2 separate regions of the Homo sapiens genome follow, and region 2 is linked to region 1. Evidence: read pairs that join two places in POLR2A ChIA-PET (ENCODE). Cell type or tissue: OCI-LY7. All regions are shown on one strand. Each heading gives the region's core, and the rest is flanking DNA. Links, peaks and the distances in the headings are about the cores only.

Region 1 (8,894 bases), core at 376-8,375:
TTACAGTTTCAGCTTGACGGCTCACCTGTTTCACAATGAACCTCTTACTAAAAACTGACCACCATCCCCAGACTAGTTTTGGCCGGCTCATGGAAAAGGGACAGTGGGCGTTTCCATATCCTCTGCTTCACTTTTTGATATCAGAAGGCCAAAAACTCCACCAATGTATCATGCTGACAGTGCCATTTGTTAAACATGCAACCCACGTAGAGGCATGAAGCGCAACTGCTCATGTTCATGTTCCTCCTTTCATAAAATATTCATGGCTCCTCCTGTGATCTATTGAGTATGTATACTTACCCAACCCACTCAGCATAAATTTCTGTTCCCTTTATCACTCCCTCCAAGTGCTTGCTCTTGGCTTCTGCCAGAGGCTATGCTTCTCTGCAGGATGACCAGCCTGCGGACTAGCAACCCTTTATGAGAAATAAAGCTCTCCTTTCCAAATGTATGAATCTCATCATTTTTCAGTTGATAGTGACAATGGTATCAATATCCAATATTAAGATTGTCAATCCTCACCAGCACTTGACAGAGACTTCCCCACTTTAGTCTGCCACTCAATTCTGAGGAAACTAGGAAAAGCTCCATTTTTGAGCCCGGAGCTCAGGAAAAGAAAAACCTGTGACTTCCACTTTAACCTGGGCAGTCAAAACCCATTTCTGTTATATGAAGTGGGCCATCAGCAGCACAAGTGACATTTATAAACCAGATATATTTTTGTGACATAGTTGTCCAATCATGAGCTAAACCGGGAGTTTCTGCAAGTAAGAAGTGAAAAAGACATTGTTATGAGCTGAGCTGTGTTCCCCTAAAATTCCTGTGTTGAAGCTCTAACCCCTAGAATCTTTGAAGAGGAATATATTTGGAGATAGGGCCTTTAAAGAGTAATTAAGGTAAAACGAAGTCATAGGAGACAGCCAAATGCCTAGGCAGATAAAAAGGGGTCCCTGGAGAATCATAGATCCACCCCACAAGTGTTTACATCAGATGTTTTTGTGCAGATGAGGAAACCTGCCAGGGCCTTGTCTGAGCATGCCTATATGTGAACTGGGGAACAGGGTGGAGCCACGGTTGGGGGTGGAGCCACAGTCGGGGGTGGAGCCACAGTCAGGGGGTGGAGCTAAGTCAGGGGGAGGAGCTTGGCTTCCTCAGTCCCTGTGTGGTGGCCTGAGAGTCATTCACTCTGTGAGGTGGGAGACCTGTTAGCAGGATTCCATCTTGCTTTGCTGGTTTTTTTCCCCCCTTTATGCCCAGTAAAATCCTGCTCTACTTACTCTTCAATGTTTTCCACGTGCCTAAATTTTTCTGGTTGTGTGACGAGAACCCGGTTGTAGCTAAATTAAGGAGCAAAATTCTGCACCAATAAGGGTGGGCCCTAATGTAATACGACAGGTGTCCGTATAAGAAGAGAAGGTCAGAGACACACAGAAAGGGAAGACTACATGAAGACACAATAAGGTGGACCTCTGCAAGCCAAAGAGAGAAGTCTTAGAAGAAAGCAATCCTCTTGGCACCTTGATTTTGGATTCTAGCCTTCAGAATGATTAAGAAAATAACGTACAGCTGTTTAAGCCCCCTAGTCTATGGTTCTTTGTTATGACAGCCCTGGCAAACTAATTACAGACACCTTTCCAAAGTTTCTAAATCCAGTTGTTTCTTAGATTAAATGGCACATGGAAGAGTGGTTAAAATGTGCCCTCATCACTAGGAAAAGAGTATCACCAACCCTGGTCTGACTTCTACAGGTCTATCATGCTGATGGCAAGACTTCCTCACTCCGCTTTTTAACACAAGATTTTCCCCAAGCCAGATAGGATGCTGCCTGTTCACTTTTCTATTTTAAAAATGCTTTACAAATGGAGCTGCTAAGTAATTGATAACATATGGTTAACAGGAGAAATAGAATAAAAGAAAAAGACTATCTCTCCGTGGCATTGTTCTCCAGACCTTTTTTCCAGCTGGGCTTGTACCAAAGGAACCACTCTGAAAAGAAGCAACTGAGGAGCACTTTAAAATGTGAGTCCTAGGAAACAATCGACCTCACTTCCCGGCACTTGTGTCTTTGTCAAGCAACAGGAACACCAGAATTGCCCTAATGGAATGGAACAATGACCTATTTATTCTGATATCCTGTCTCCTACTGAGACTTATGCCAGGTTCTTTTGAGGAAGGGCTAAACACCACATAAGCACCCTATTGTGTACCACTTGATTGCATATGGAGTTGGAAGACTTTGGAGAGTGTGGGAAGGGTGTTTTTCTTCCTGAAACACGTGGGATGTATAAACATTATCCAGTCATTTGTCCCCATAACTTGAATTTCTAGAGACTTCGGTTAGCAGGATTTCTGAGCTGCAAAGAGTATAGAATATAGTAGTCACACACACCACTATGTATTTTATTATTTTCAACTACCATTTGGTTTCTGTACCTTGTCTTCTTTGCTCTCTAAGGTGATCATACTACCACCTTTTAAAAACTTTTTATTTCGACCTTCAGTAAATTTCATGTATTCAATTTCCCATGCCTGCATACAGAATACTAATAGTTTCCAGTTATCCATACTGATCAAATTTTAATCTAGATCTGAGACAAAGTAGGAACAGGGCTTTTTTTCAGTTCATCCCCACTAGAGCATTCTTCCATGCATTCCCACTGATTGCAAAACCTGTGCCACTACCTGACACTGTACCATTAACTTAAGCCTTTAGTCATAGAAAGAAAATAGCCATTCTATATTGTCTTTCTGTGCTTTCACAATGTTTAACCATGCCCTTTATTTCAAGAATTCCAGGAAATGGCCTTAGGAAATCCAAAATATCAAACCTAGGTTGCAGAGTGTCTCACCTCAGGAAGAAGTGCTGAACAATTGATTTGCAGCCTTGTTGCCACAGGCCAGACCACCAGGTGAACCATTACTCAAGATAGCCATCACAACCAGATAATGCTGACCTGCATACCCTACCCCTAATATAAATTCCTGTGCTTTGCCTCATATCCCAACTGGCTTTTTCCAGAAAGCGAGTCGGGGAATTCTCTCTCATGCTGTCTCCCTTATGCCCGGGCATAAGCTCCAATGAAGCCTTGTCTGCGAGAACTCTTTTGGCCTCATGTCAATTTCTATTGCACTGAAAGCGCAAGAACCCATGGTTGGTAACAGATCCATGAAAAATTTAAGATCCTTAACTTTAGCTGGGCATCAGAACAATATTTTATTTATCTCTATTTGATATCTCTTTTTGTTAGCGGTGGAAGAGATCTGAGTTACCCTGAGTTACAAGCGGCAAATCTGTATGGGTTCACAGCAACTTCAGTCCTTGCCTCCTCGGAAGAAAGAATTTGACTGAGGGGCATAAAGCAGAAAAAGACCAAGGAAAGTTTCAGAGCAGAAGTGGAAGTTTATTTAAAAAGGCTTTAGAATAGGAAAGATAGGAAAATTCACTTGAAAGACGTCCAATCAGGCACTTGAAGGTCCAGGAGAGAAAAGAGAGCAGAAGAAGACAGCAAAAATGACCTTTAACCTTGATCCTAGGACTTTATAGGCTCAACTCTTTCCCATGTTTCTTCCCTTAGGGTGGGTTTTCCTCATGCTCGGTGCTCTCCTTACCTTTGGGAATTGAACATGCTCAGTATGTTTAGGTAGTTATACACATGCCCATCTGATGCTTTCTTCCCTTTTCCAGTGGAGTGTGACCCAGAAGATTTTATCTTAACACGCATGCCCAGGAAGTTGCTTCCCCCTGGGGTCTGCATTCAATTAACATTTTTATGTTAACAGGTGTGGACCATCAGGAAATGGCCTCTCCCTGACACTGCCTAACTATCATTTTTAGAGAAGCAATGTGATAATTGCTGAACCATCATCACCTGACATTTCTAGTGGGTGGGGGAGAGCCCTTTCCTGCCCTACTCATGCTTAACTACCTGTAACATTTTCACACAGCTGTAAATAAACAACAAGAAAAAAACCTACTTTTTCTTTGGAATGCTTTAGAAACCTCAAATGCATCCTTGTATTTCCTACTATTTGCATTATTTTGTTAGTTATCTAATGTTTACCCAATCAATTATTAGCTTTTGTATTACATAATGTTTATATCCTTGAAGTTTCAAAATACACCAACAATTTTAATATACTAATGAGTAGCTACTGATGGGGCTCAGAACTCAACACCACCCCAAAATATGACTGTAGATCTGAATAGGGCACTCCAAATATGCCTTTTTCACATAAGGATTATTTTGAGCTGGTTACATTCAGAAAGTAGGCAGACACAGGCATAGCTCTTAAAAGTTACCTTTTTGTAAATGAAATTGATATCTGTAAATTAAGTGTCCATTTGTTAAGGGTATCTTCCTCTCTACACCAAGAAGAGAAGGAAGACTAAATCACTAGAGATTCCAGCATCAATGGAGAAGGCATCTGCATAACAAACCTTACCTTTCACTTCTCTTGCTCATCTCACCTTAGCTGGGCCTTTCCCCACACCCTTCGTTGTTTCAGAATATGGTGATATTTAAGTCTGAAGTTTAAATGCCTTCTTTGAGATACATTCTGGAGACTTCTCATTTCACTGGTTTTTCTCCAATGTATGCATGAGGAATACATGTTAACTAACTTCTATTTTTTTTTCCTCTTTTTAATCTGTCTTTTGTTAGAAGGAGTCCCAGTTAAGAACTATGAAGGAAAGAGAGAAAATGATTTTTCTTCCCCTACACTGTATCTTCTCTTAAAAAGAAATTTACAAATCTCTTGGCATATTCACATTATATCTGCATCCCTGGTTCTGTCTATTGTTTGTCACATTGGTGATGTGATGCCCTCAAACTGTACAATATGAAACTTTATGGTGACAGCTATAAAAGATAGATAAAAATTTACATAAAACATTGTCCAAAGCAATCTTCTCTGAACAGAACACCCTGACTAAAGTGACAATGGAACTCATATGGAAGAATACTTCATTAGAAACATGACAAGCTCAGGGCGTATTTAGAGCACTCTTTAGAGTAACCTGAGGGAGTGGATGAAAACACAGGAGAAGATGAAGGGGCTAGAGGCATTGACATTCCATTTGAGTTTTCCTTTATTCTGGCTAATCTTTTGTTGTCTAGTTATTTATGTTGTATGAAAGTAATTTTATTGAACTCAATGCATGCACTGATTCAAAAAGCATAAAATACAAAGCAATCTGCCCATATAACCCGAAGTTTATAATAATGCAACCTAATGGGAGAAATATCTGGAAAGGAAAAGATAAGTGTATTACATGGGATAAATAAGAAAAGGGAAAGACCAACAAATGAATCCTATTTGATTCATCCATACTGCAATCAATGAAAAGCCCTGGTCCACGTCACTTTTCAGGATGCTTTGCAGAAAAGGCAGACTACATTTTCCACTTGGTAATGTATTACTGTATACTAATGAATGTGCACAACCCACCACTTCCTAGTCTTCTGGTTCCTTAGAGAATGAACAGACGTCATTTTATCTCAGGGAAAATGCTAAATTTAAGAGTATTATCTGCTACAAAGCCTTTTATTGTATAACAGGGCTTGGAAAAAGTTAAGAGCCAGATAGTAAACACAAGATCAGGACTAAAGTGAGGCAAGTGAGGTGTCTCAGTCACAAAATTTAAGGAAGCTCTCACTAATCCTGACCCTAAGTAAATACTTTAGGCTTTGCAATATAGTTGATCTCTTACAACTACTCACCTCTGCCATTGTAGCACTAAAGTAGCTAGAGATTATACTAACTGAATGGGTGTGGCTATGTTCTAACAAAACTTTATTTACAACAATAGGCAAAGGGCCAGATTTGGCCTGAGGGTCATAGTTTGCTGACCCTCGTTTTATGGCAATATGTAAAATAAATACAAATGTTTTATTATTTAATTTGTACATAAAATTTCATCAGTATGTAGAAAGTGTTCAGTGATGCCACCAAGAGATGTCGTTATTTTTTAAAAAAAGTTTCTAGAACACTACTTAAATTTATATAACACTAGAAAGAAGGTTCCAGATTTGGGATACAAAACATCACTGATTCCTTTGATATTCTATGCATATATATGTTCACACCTTTTAAAAAATGTTTTCTTTTCTTACCCACTTACTTTCTAGTTCACCAGTCAAAAATGCTACTCATTCTCGCAGTGGCTCATGCCGGTAATCCCAGCACTTTCAGAGGCTAAGGCAGATGAATCACCTGAGGTCAGGAGTTTGAGACCAGCCTGGCCAACATTTTGAAACCCCCTCTCTACTAAAAATACAAAAATTACCCAGGCATGGTGGTGCGCTGCAGTAGTCTCAGCTGCTCAGGAGGCTGAGGCAGGAGGATTGCTTGAACCTGAGGTTGCAGTGAGCCAAGATGGCACCACTGTACTCCAGCCTGGGTGACAGAGAAAGACTCTGCCTCAAAAAAAAAAAAAAAAAAATTGCTCTCTCTAGAAAACTGTCTCTCTTCGCCTCATCTCCCCAAACACAAAATGACTCACACTCCCTCTGTGATGATACAGCCTTTGGTTTGGAATTCTCTACTAAAAGTCTTCAAATTGTCTTGGGTTATAATTAACTATACATGTGTCTCTCTCCTTATGGGACTATAAGGGCAGGGCTATCTTGCAATCACCTATTTTTTCGCAAATAATAAAGTATATTGGATTATTGATGGTCTTTAAATATGTGTTGAAATAAAATGAATTGACTTTTTTTGGCAATGATTTGTTCTTTAGGCTTTATAAGGTGCCACTCTTAAATATCTTGCTCACATCACTGCACTTGAAGAAGAAGTGCCCTGAAGCCATGTGGGAAGCATGTGTGGCAGACTCTTGGCTCTAGACCATGATCACAGCTCATACTTTGTGTTTTAACAAGCTGATATACCACCCACCAGTTAATAATTACACTCTAATTTTCTGATGCTATGTAATTGATAATAAGAAACTCTAAGAGTCCAAACATGCTATCCTTTATTAGAAAAAGATTCATTGCAAACTGTTTTTCAAAGTTATTAAACCAAATGCTATGATGTCTGGAATTTTCTTAATAATAAGCTAGTGGGGCAGGGGAAGAAGGAGCTTAAATGAAATGAGAATAGTCATGAGCCGATTATTGCTATACTTAGGTGCTGAATACACTGGGGCTCATTTTACAATTCCCACCAGTTTGTGTATGTTCAAAAGTTTCCAATAAAAATTAATAATAGCAATTAAACTAAAAAGTAGAATATTTTGAATTCTTCCTTTGCCTTTAGCGTGTATATACACATACACACACACACTGAAGGCCTTTGCCTTTGTCTTTAGTATGTGTGTATATAGGTTTATATAGACACACACTATATATAAACACCCACACATACATATACACACACACACTAAAGGCAAAGGAAGAATTCTATATATAATTATATTTATATGTAATATAATTATATATCATATTTATTAAAATTATATATAATTATTTTATATGTACAAATATTAAACAGGCCTATCCACAGGAAAATAGAAGGTTGGATAGATAGGCAAAACATTTTTCTTCTTTTTCTTTTTTTTGTTTTTGGAGAAGGAGTCTCCTCTGTCACCCAAGCTGGAGTGCAGTCATGCAATCTTGGCTCACTGCGACCTCCGCCTCCTGGATTCAAGTGATTTTCCTGCCTCAGCCTCCCAAGTAATTGGGATTACAGGTGCACATCACCAAGCCCAGCTAATTTTTGTAGTTTTTTTAGTAGAGACAGGGTTTCACCACATTGGCCAGGCTGGTCTCGAACTCCTGACCTTAAAGTGATCTGCCCACCCAGGCCTCCCAAAGTACTGGGATTACAGGTGTGAGCCCCCATGCCCAGGAAAACATTTTTCATTTTTACTCGTTTTATAACTTTTAGTTGTCTTGCCTCAATTTTTTCTAGACCTTCATTCATTGGTCAGGATTTACGTTTACAGCTCTGGTAATTTTCTCATTGTCTAGGGAAAGCCCAAAGCATAGTATTTTGGGATAACGGGGGTGAAAAAAAGAATTCTCACATTAATACTAACTAGCATTTATTCAGTGCGTGATATAGACCAAGCACCGAAGTGCTAGGTGTTGATACATTTTATCCTCCTTGTACACCAGCTAATGAATACACAATCCTATTTATTACCCGGTTTTAGAGAAGAATTTATATAACTTGACCAAGGACAAACAATTTGCCAATGGAGCATTGAGAATTAGAACCTATGTGTCTGGTCTCGGAACCCCTACTTATAACCACTTTGCTGTATAATGTAAAAGATGACATTTGGCAAAATTTAAAGAATTTACCCAACCAAATTCACGTTCCCATTCTTTAGTGCCTGACCCACTTCCCAGCTTCTAGTCACAATTCCTTCCTTAGATTATCATTTTTGCACTTCTGCAACTTTCTTCTTGGACTGCTTCTTGTCAATGAGTTGTTGGATCCTCTTTGTATGAGTTTGCTGCAGTAACAAAAACTCTAAATTCTTACTGGCTTACAACAAAGGCTTATTCCTTGTTCATGTCATATTTCAGCTGTGGATTGACTGCAGCCAAGCTATAGGTCTGTTTCACATGTCTTCTCATTCAGTGAAATAGATGAGAGAGGAAGCTTGATGGCACGGGAGAAAAGCAAGGGCTCTGTTGAAAATTTATGATGCTTCATAAGGTTTCTATGTGAAATTCACATTCCATTGGCCAAAGTATGTCACACAGTCAAGCTCAAAGTTGATGAGATAGAATGTTTACTCTTCTCCGAGGAAGCAAAGCAAGACATATGGGAATAGGAAGGAGCAATTGTTCTCTGATAAGAAAAAGATAATAAAAATTGTGAAAAATGATTTAGTCTATCACCCTCTCTTTAATATCCATCTATTTCTCACATTATTTACT
Region 2 (8,894 bases), core at 415-8,414, 470 kb before region 1:
GGAAATTTATCTTAAACAGGTTTGTTTACTTACATTGACCAAGAGCTGACCTTTGATCATCCACGCCCATGCACGAGACATTCCCTGAAGGGGAACAATAAATGTTAATTACCTACAGGTTGTGTTTGCTCCAGGTTTTCAGCATTGTGCCTGCACTGAATAAAAGCAAGCAGCTCCAGCTTCTTGGAGCTGGTTTCTGGCCACTAGAGCCAGGCAGTCACCTAGCTCTCTTACACTGCATGCCTGTGTCTGAGTACTCATTTAATCCATTGGCCAGGGTTTGTGGGACACACCTGGCACTTGTGTATGGAATAGCTTTATTCACTTTATTGGTTGTATAATATTTCAGTATATGGATGTACCAGAACTTATTTAGCGAGTCCCATAATGCTAAAATTTTCTTGTTTACAAACTCTAGCTCTTCCTAAAATGTAGCATTTAATATTGTCCAAATGATATTTTGTACATGTGTGAAAGAATGCTTGAGGAATAAATTCCTAGAAGTGGAATTGGTATGTCAAAGTGCACATGCTTTTAAAATGTTGAATAACTAGTTCTTAGCAGATCTTAGGTGAGAAGTCAGATATCAAGATTTCTTCCACAGTGCTATTACAGGCTCAAAAAATTGAGTCTTCCCTAAAGAAACTGGAATTTTGCCTGGCATAGAAATCAAGGCTAGGATTTCCCTGAGAGTGGAAAAAGTCCCTCTTAAACTCATCTCCTCTTGCGATCCTCTAAATAGTTCAGCGGGATGAGAAAAGCGGCAAAAACCCTACCCAGCAGGCAGCAGGTTAAGGCTGGCTTGTGTGGGGACGACCGGAGAAGGTCTAGTTACTTTCAGGTACCAGAACTTAGGAACCTGAGAAACGAACTGGCTTTTCTATGTAGATGAGTCTTTTGTGTCTCACAGAAGGACCAGGTTTTACTATTCAAAGGAGAATGAAGAACCACGAGAACCAAAACTGATTAATTAAGGGTTTTCTCTGACTTAAGAATGAGCTATGAGTTTTATTTTTATCTTTCCCTCATCCTCTTCTCCCAAGTAGCTCTCTGTATTTCAGTTCTAAAGTGTGACTACTTGGTTGAATTTTTTCTGATAGGATCAGAGCCATCTGTTTATCAATGTGTTTGCTTCAGAAGACTACTCTTTGTACATGTTATTCCTTAACAGAAGCAGAGATATTTCACTTTTGCTCTGTCGCAGCTTCTGCTATCGGATTGACATGCTTTCTGCCAACTGCCAGAACATGTTTTTCTTTGTCCCTTTTCTTCTTCTTTGTTTTTCCCCTAGCAGTGCAGCAATAATCTTAATGCGCTGCTGTGTTTGAATAATCAATTTAGGGTGACTCTTAAAATAAAATAGCACACTATAAAACTACTCCATTGGTGAGTGCCCTCCAAATGGTAGATGCAAAGGAGATGCTGTTCTTTTAAAGGGACAAGAGAGCCTGCGGCAATATGACTGTATTATGCCATCATCCGCAAACACAGTTTGTTTTTTACCTTCCTGTTGGTTTCTGCTTGCTGAGATACCTGATTCGGGGTGGCCACTGAAGAGAGTGTAAACCTATTATCCAGTGTGCAGTTCCCTGTTATCCCAGCACTGCCTCACCAGAAGGAACTGGAGAAACAATTCTATAGGGAATCTCCAAGTTTTTGTATGCCCTTAGGCAGAACACCAAAGTTTTTTTGTTGTTGTTGTTTTGTTTTTTTTTTTGAGACAAGGTCTCACTCTCACATCCAGGCTGGAATGCAGTGGTATGGTCATACCCCACTGCAACCTCCACCTCTCAAACAGTGCTCCCACTTCAGCCTCCTGAGTAGCTGGGACTATAGACATGTGCCACTACACTTGGCTGATTTTTATTTTTGTATTTTTTGTAGAGATGGGGTCTCACTATGTTGCCCAGGCTGGTCTCAAACTCCTGGGCTCAAGCAATCCACCCGCCTCAGCCTCCCAAAGTGCTGGGGTTACAGGCATGAGCCACTGTGTCCAGCCCAGAAGTATCTTTATGTTAATATAGATCTAGGAGAAACAGCAACATTCATCCCTTATTGGTTCTAATTAAGAAATCAAGTAAGAATTAAGCAAAATGGAAATAGATTATATTTTCACCATCTCCAAATCATTTTTTAGTTCCTCTTTCACCTAAACCTTGACCAAGTCACTCCCTGACTTGTCAGTCTTTGACTTTGACAGTCACGCAGTCTGCTTTCTAATGGTTCCCCAGATTTTAGACTTTTTTCTACTTCTCCCTTCAACAATTTTGTTTTCTTTTTCTTCTTTTACTTTTTGTTCATTCACAATCCTTCATTTCTGCCAAGTGACAATTGTTGCATATAAGAGCTCCCTGGATAAAATGTTTGAAACATTATATGGTCAAGGGAACAATATGGCAATATATTCAGAGAAACAGTATAGGTCCTGGGAAGAGGGAGGGGTTTTGGTCTTCTATAAATCATGTCATATTGTAACTGAAACCCTGGTTCAGTAACTCGCCGCTTACGGAGTTCAATTAACAAGAGCAAGGTCTGCTATACAGAAAATGACTTTTTATTCCAAAGCTAGCTCAGGAGAAGTACAGGTTTCCTGCCTTTAAGGGCACCACTTCACTTTCAAAGCAGAAAGTGAGCGCTTTTTTTTTTTTTTTTTTTTTTTTGAGATGGAGTTTCGCTCTTGTTGCCCAGGCTGGAGTGCAATGGCACAATCTCAGCTCACTGCAACCTCTGCCTCCAGGGTTCAAGTGATTCCCCTGCCTCAGCCTCCTAAGTAGCTGGGATTACAGGCATGCGCCACAACGCCTGGTTAATTTTTTGTATTTTTAGTAGAGACGGGGTTTCTCCATGTTGGTCAGGCTGGTCTCAAACTCCCGACCTCAGGTGATCCACCCACTTCGGCCTCCCAGAGTGCTGGGATTACAGGCGTGAGCCACTGCGCCGGGCCGAAAGTGAGCAATTTTAAAGGGTGCCTAACATGAACTGCCCATGGTGGGAGGGGGAGTGAGCAGATGAGGGGTCCACATGTTAGCTTGGTGCCCTATCTACCCAGCTGGTTCTGCTGACACTTTCTTCTTCTTCTTGGGCAGGTAGACTTTGGGTTGTAAATAGACTGTTATCTCTTCAGGAAACCTCCTGCTGGCTGAGAGTTCCTTTCTGTGGCTCCTAAGCACAGAGTTAGAACTTGACCTGTAGGGAATGCCTGGTGAAGGGGAGGTGAAAGGCTATATTTGCATTTCTAAAGGGCTAAATAGGAAGTGGGGAAAAGGAGGAAAAAGATAGAGAGAAAATAAACTATCTGTTAGAAAAATGGGGGTAGTCCTGATGACTAAGCTCTGATTTTTTCTTATCTTGCCCACATTCCTATCTAAGGGGTCTGGGAAGTCATGCCTTACAAACCATAAATTCTCATCAGATGGTTTTATTTAACCATATATATCATGACTGACTTTCCAATCTGCCTCTGGCATAACATGTGACAAAGGAGAAAATCAAAATATTTTACCCCCAAACATGTTTCTTTGCCATATTTTGAAATGGCCTTTGCAAAGCTGTCCTTTGTGGAGGAAAATTTGCATCTGTAAAGAATCTCTATTAACATAGCTAGATCTTTTTCTTCCTGGCCCTCCCAATCCTGAAGAGATTAGCTGAGAGTCTTGAACCTTTTAAAGGTCTGAATAGGAAACGTTTGTCATCTATTGTCTCTAACAGCAGCCACTATGAGACTTCAAAAGAACCCTGGTTTCCACAATCTTTCATCTTAACCTAAACATTTCCTTTCCATTGATCTCAGGTCTTTAGACAAACTCAACCAATTGTCAACCAGAAAATGTTTAAATTTACCTATAGCCTGGAAGCCCCCCACTTCGAATTGTCCCGCCTTTCTGGACCAAACCAATGTATTTCTCAAATGTATTTGATTGATGTCTCATGCCTCCCTAACATGTATAAAACCAAGCTGCGCCCTGACCACCTTGGGCACATGTTCTCAGGACTTCCTGAGGGCTGTGTCACGGGTGATGGTCACTCATATTTGGCTCAGAATAAATCTCTTCAAATATTTTTCAGAGTTTGACTCTTTTCTCGTCAACACTCTCAGTTACAATATATGTTTTTGCCCACTCTTTGAATTTACAAAATTGACGCTAGGTTCTTGAAGACTTTCTCTCAAAAAAGATTGGATAGTTAGAAACTGTTAGAATAGATCATTTTTTTCCTCTCACATTCTGGCCCATGTTCTACCATGTTATGAATTAGTAGAAACACACAGGCATCCAGAGAAGTACTAGGCAATCATAGGCTTGCCAAGTTTGAAATTAACTGGTTAGTGTCTCTTTTATTATACAGAATAATTTTCTGAATGTTAACCTGCAGTCTCTCAACTCTAAATTTCATCAGTATGCAAGACTTTGCATTGAATAAATCCACAAGTAAAGTTTTAAAGAAGAAATCAGATAGAGCTTATGTATTGTGAAAAGAAAATAAATTTTGGGACCCCATAATCACTGAGCCAAAGGGAAAAGTCAAGCTAGGAACTGCATCAGGTAAACCTGCCTCCCATTTTATTCCTTAATAAGATAGCTCCAAAGATTAAAAAAAAAAAAAAAAAAAAGCTGCATACCTCTCTCACAATTTGCCTACAAGAAAATTCCTTGTGGGCCTCAAAATCTTTACCCTAAAACAGTTCTGTTGAATTTTATACTGACAATATAAATTAATAGCTTATCTTCACAGGGGTGGGACAAAGGACTGACAGAACTAAAAGTAATCCCTCTGCTCACCTGAGGCAAATGCATATCTGGTTCCTTCCTCTGCCCTATTATTTATGTAAAAATGCAGATTCACTGAGCTAGACTAGGGCATAAATACCTATTCCTCTACCCACAGCCCTACATGTAAAATGTGAATTCAGTGAAAGGCTGATCAAAAACCTAAAATAATGCAAACTCTTGTTTCTTATCTACCTATGACCTGGAAGCCCCCACTTTGAGTTGTGCTGCCTTTTTGGACCAAACCAATATACATCTTACACATTGATTGATGTCTCATGTCTCCCTAAAATGTGTAAAACCAAGGTGTGCCCTGAGCACCTTGGGCACATGTGGTAATCACCTGCTGAGGCAGTGTCATGGGTACATTCTCAACCTTGGCAAAACAGACTTTCTAAATTGATTGAGACCTGTCTTAGATACTTTTGGCTTCACAGTATGTGACCCTATGTTGATTTACATAGAGCTATGTTTATACTCAATGAGTAAGTGCTCACTATAAATCTTAAAAAAGGTCCTAGAAGAGAAGAGCATCAATGAATGTGTTCAAAGTTTTCTTCTTAAAAATGTGCCCTCCTACCCCGTCTCTACTAAAATATAAAAAAATTAGCCACGTATGGTGGCGCGTGCTTGTAGTCCCAGCTACTCAGGAGGCTGAGGCAGGGGAATCACTTGAACCCAAGAGGCGGAGGTTGCAGTGAGCCAAGATCACACCACTGCACGCCAGCCTAACGACAGAGCAAGACTCCGTCGCCAAAAAAAAAATGTGCCCTCTGTCCTCCCTCCCTCCTCCCCCTCCCCCTCCTCCTCCTCCCCCTCCCCCCTCCCCCTCCACCTCCTCCTCCTCCCCCTCTTCCTCCTCCTCCTCGGGACTGCAGCCTAACGACAAAGCAAGCTCTGTCTCAAAAAAAAGTGCCCTCCGTCCTCCTCCCTCCCTCCTCCTCCTTCTCCTCCTCCTCCTCTTCTTCTTCTTTTGAGACAGGATCTCACCTTGTCACTTAGACTGGAGTGCAGTGGCATGATCTTGGCTCACTGCAACCTCAACCACCCAGGCTTAAGTGATCCTCCTACCTCAGCCTCCTGAGTAACTAGGACTACAGGCATACACCACCACATCTGGCTAATTTTTGTATTTTATGTAGAGGCAGGGTTTTACCATGTTGCCCAGGCTGGTCTCAAACTCCTGGGCTCAAGTGAACCACCCACCTTGGCCTCCCAAAGTGCTGGGATTATAGGCCTGCACCAGTGTGCCTAGCCGAATGTGCCCTTCTTTTAGAGGTTGAAAATGCGTTGACTGATATGCTCACACCTTTCTGCACATGTCTATTTTCTCAACCCACTTTCTATGAATAGTTCTCAATCAGCTATAATTTCCTTGAGAGTAGAAACATGAAAGTTCAACACAAGGAAGGAAAAACTGAAAATTTCAGTACTAGAGTTAGAGTGATGAAGAAAACTTAAAAACAACCTAGGAAGTTTCAACTAGCTAACGATGGTGGCTCCAATGTCCCTAAGGGGCTGCATTGAATTCCTATTGTCTTTATTAGGCATGTAGTTGCTTCTCCACTGGACCATAAGTAGAGTCAACTCCATGTGGAGTTGAAACAGAAAATTTTCCCTGACCCCTTAACGGACCTCGCAAAAGGGGTGCCTTGCTTACTCAGCCCGTAGCTCTTAACCCCTTGCGGGAGGAGGAGCACACAGGTGAGCAGGTTCAGGAGCTGGGACTAGTACTTCTGGGCACCAGCCAAAGCAGAACTCAGCGCAGCCCCATGGCGGCACCTAGGGGTGTACCTGTGACCCCTGGAGCCCCAGAGGGCATGTATTACAGTGCTCTTTTAGCTTTGCCATCTTTAGAGGGCTTAAGAATTAAACGGCTAAAGCATCTGCACCCGTGGCTCCCAAGCTCTTGTTCAATGTCCAGGAGAATCAGGTCACATGAACAAATTGAAAGGTAGTGAATATGGAGGATTTTTATTGCCAATGAAAGTGGCTTTCATCAGGAAAGGGAGCCGAAAAGGGGATAGACTGGGAAGGTTGTCTTCCCCTGGAGTCTGGCCACCCCTGGCAAGGCTCTTCTCCAAAGCCCTGCCATCAAGCTGTCCCTCTGAAGTCAAGCTGCTTCTCTCAGATGTCTGGCTACTTCTTTTCTCCTCCCCTCTCCTCTCTGTCTAGAATTTCTCTGCCTTTTGTCCCTATCAGAGTGACTTTCAATGCTGACTTCCTAAGGGGACTTGTACACTTCTCCTATAGAAAGTATTATGTATGCTCTCATGAGAGATCTAGCAGTTAGCAGTTGGCAAATCAGAAGTTTTTAGACTGTGCTTTGTTTCCTTTAATAACAGTTAGATGGAAATTGTGGGAAAACAAAGAGCAGAGGGCAGTCCAAGGCTTTTATTCCTTATTAAATGCAATGAAAAGCAATATCCAGACATTAGTCCTTCGGCCTCTTGCACTTGGTTTCAAGGGGGGCTCATCAATTCTTATGTGGTCCTGAAGCCCAGGGCTGGCACTTTCTACCCAGTCATTAGGATTAAATATGGGACTGTGTCCAAAGCACACTATGGAACGCATTTAGCAATTGCAGCAAAGGGAGGGCCTGTTTCCAGCAGAAATTGTAGAAGCCACAGTGAAGTAGAATTACAACTTCTTTTTCTGTAATTAAAATATTTTTCCCTAATGTATCAAAAAGCTCAAGCAAATAGTTTTATACTTTAAGCAGGATATTTGCTAATATTATGTAACATTTTTCAGGAAAGATATGCCACATATATTTCAGGAAATGGCACAATGATAGTGGCATAACTCCATTATGAATAAGGAAGAAAAGTCTTAATTCTGTATGTTCCTACGAGGGAAAAAAAAAAATTCCCTGGACGTCCAAGTTGACTCAAACCCTTCATAAAGAATTTTCTCCTCTTCTCACATCTTCCAGGGAAAAAATTAACAAGACTAGATTGGGTTTTGACTCACATATATCATTAGGAGGAATCATAGAAAACAATAACTTAACAGATTAATGAAGTACAAATTTCAGATCTATAAAGAATGGTGAAAGTTATCATAATTTTATAATTTCAAAATAGGTTTACTCTTTCTTCTCATATCTAAAATTTCATTAGAAAATATAGATCCATAAAACAGTTATTTGGAAGCTAAAGGTAATCAGTTAAAATTATCATAATTTTGGCAAACTGGTTTACCCAAAAGCAGAACCCTTTGAGGCTAAATGGTTTCAGGACACTCCAGAATTCATCCTAGTGAGGTAGATGTTTAAGAAATAGTGTACGTAGACAGTAAATAATTGGACTGAATTGCTTCTAATAATAGTTACTTTATAAACACTTCCTGGTTTTTACTTTTCTTCTGTAACAATGTAGCTACTCTTCATCTACCCCTGGCATGTTGGACCCAAACACACAAATAGTAATAAGATGAAGTCTGAAACAACACTTACTTGTGGGCATCTAATTGAATGTAAAATTGAATAAGGGAGTTGATGGGGTTTGTTCTTTCCAGGATACAAAATATTTTTGAGATGGGGCATATCTAAGGGTTCAAGGACACTAAATATTGGCAGCTGATATAAAACAGTTATTGCCATATTCAGTGCAAAAGTGTAGTCCTTATTCTTTCACTATGATTCGTGCCTCTTTACATTTGGATTTTTTGCCATTTCTGAGTCTAAGAAACTGGGGTGGTAATAGGATATGTTTTTCCCTGCTCACTGGCCCTCACATTTTTGGGGGCCATTAGGAAACCCAGAGTTATGTCAACCCGATGGGCTCAGAATCCAGCTACTTTTTTCCATTATAGAATTCTGTCCCTTCCTGCTGTCTTCCTTCAGCCGACCCTCCACTCTATTCAGAGTCCACAAACTCTCTATCTTTTATGTTTTTAAATGCCAAAGCTCTGTTACTCATCTTTTTCTCAAGCAATTTAGTTGGATTGTCACTGATGGAGGCCTCCATCTTTGATATATTACAGCCCTTGTTTATAGAATGTCTTGAGATGGGGTTGTGAGGGCTCATAATCTTTGTAAGTTCCTTTTTTTCTTTTTATTTCTTTTGTTGTGATTATAAAAAAAAAACCCTTGTAACATGAGATACATGCTCTTAACAATTTTTA

Evidence for each region. ChIA-PET counts read pairs that join two places held together with the same protein. Peaks named below come from ENCODE experiments on the same cell type or tissue, not always from the same donor. Only the 100,000 strongest peaks of a DNase experiment are listed, where the experiment ranks them.
Region 2: POLR2A ChIA-PET joins it to region 1 with 8 read pairs; 2 of 35 experiments call an interaction of 5 or more read pairs at or near these places.

What each region holds. Positions count from the first base shown.
Region 1 is chr3:30,547,681-30,556,574 of GRCh38, forward strand. No RefSeq gene overlaps it. Among named protein-coding and RNA genes, the nearest start is that of LINC01985, 33 kb to the left of the region's middle. RefSeq lists enhancers at 1,690-2,575, 3,534-4,066, 4,152-4,686. In OCI-LY7, for the core only: no CTCF peak of the experiment used is centred there; DNase peaks (open chromatin) are centred at 1,071 and 3,791.
Region 2 is chr3:30,082,037-30,090,930 of GRCh38, forward strand. No RefSeq gene overlaps it. Among named protein-coding and RNA genes, the nearest start is that of RBMS3-AS1, 150 kb to the left of the region's middle. RefSeq lists enhancers at 2,454-3,333, 3,334-4,211. In OCI-LY7, for the core only: no CTCF peak of the experiment used is centred there; no DNase peak of the experiment used is centred there.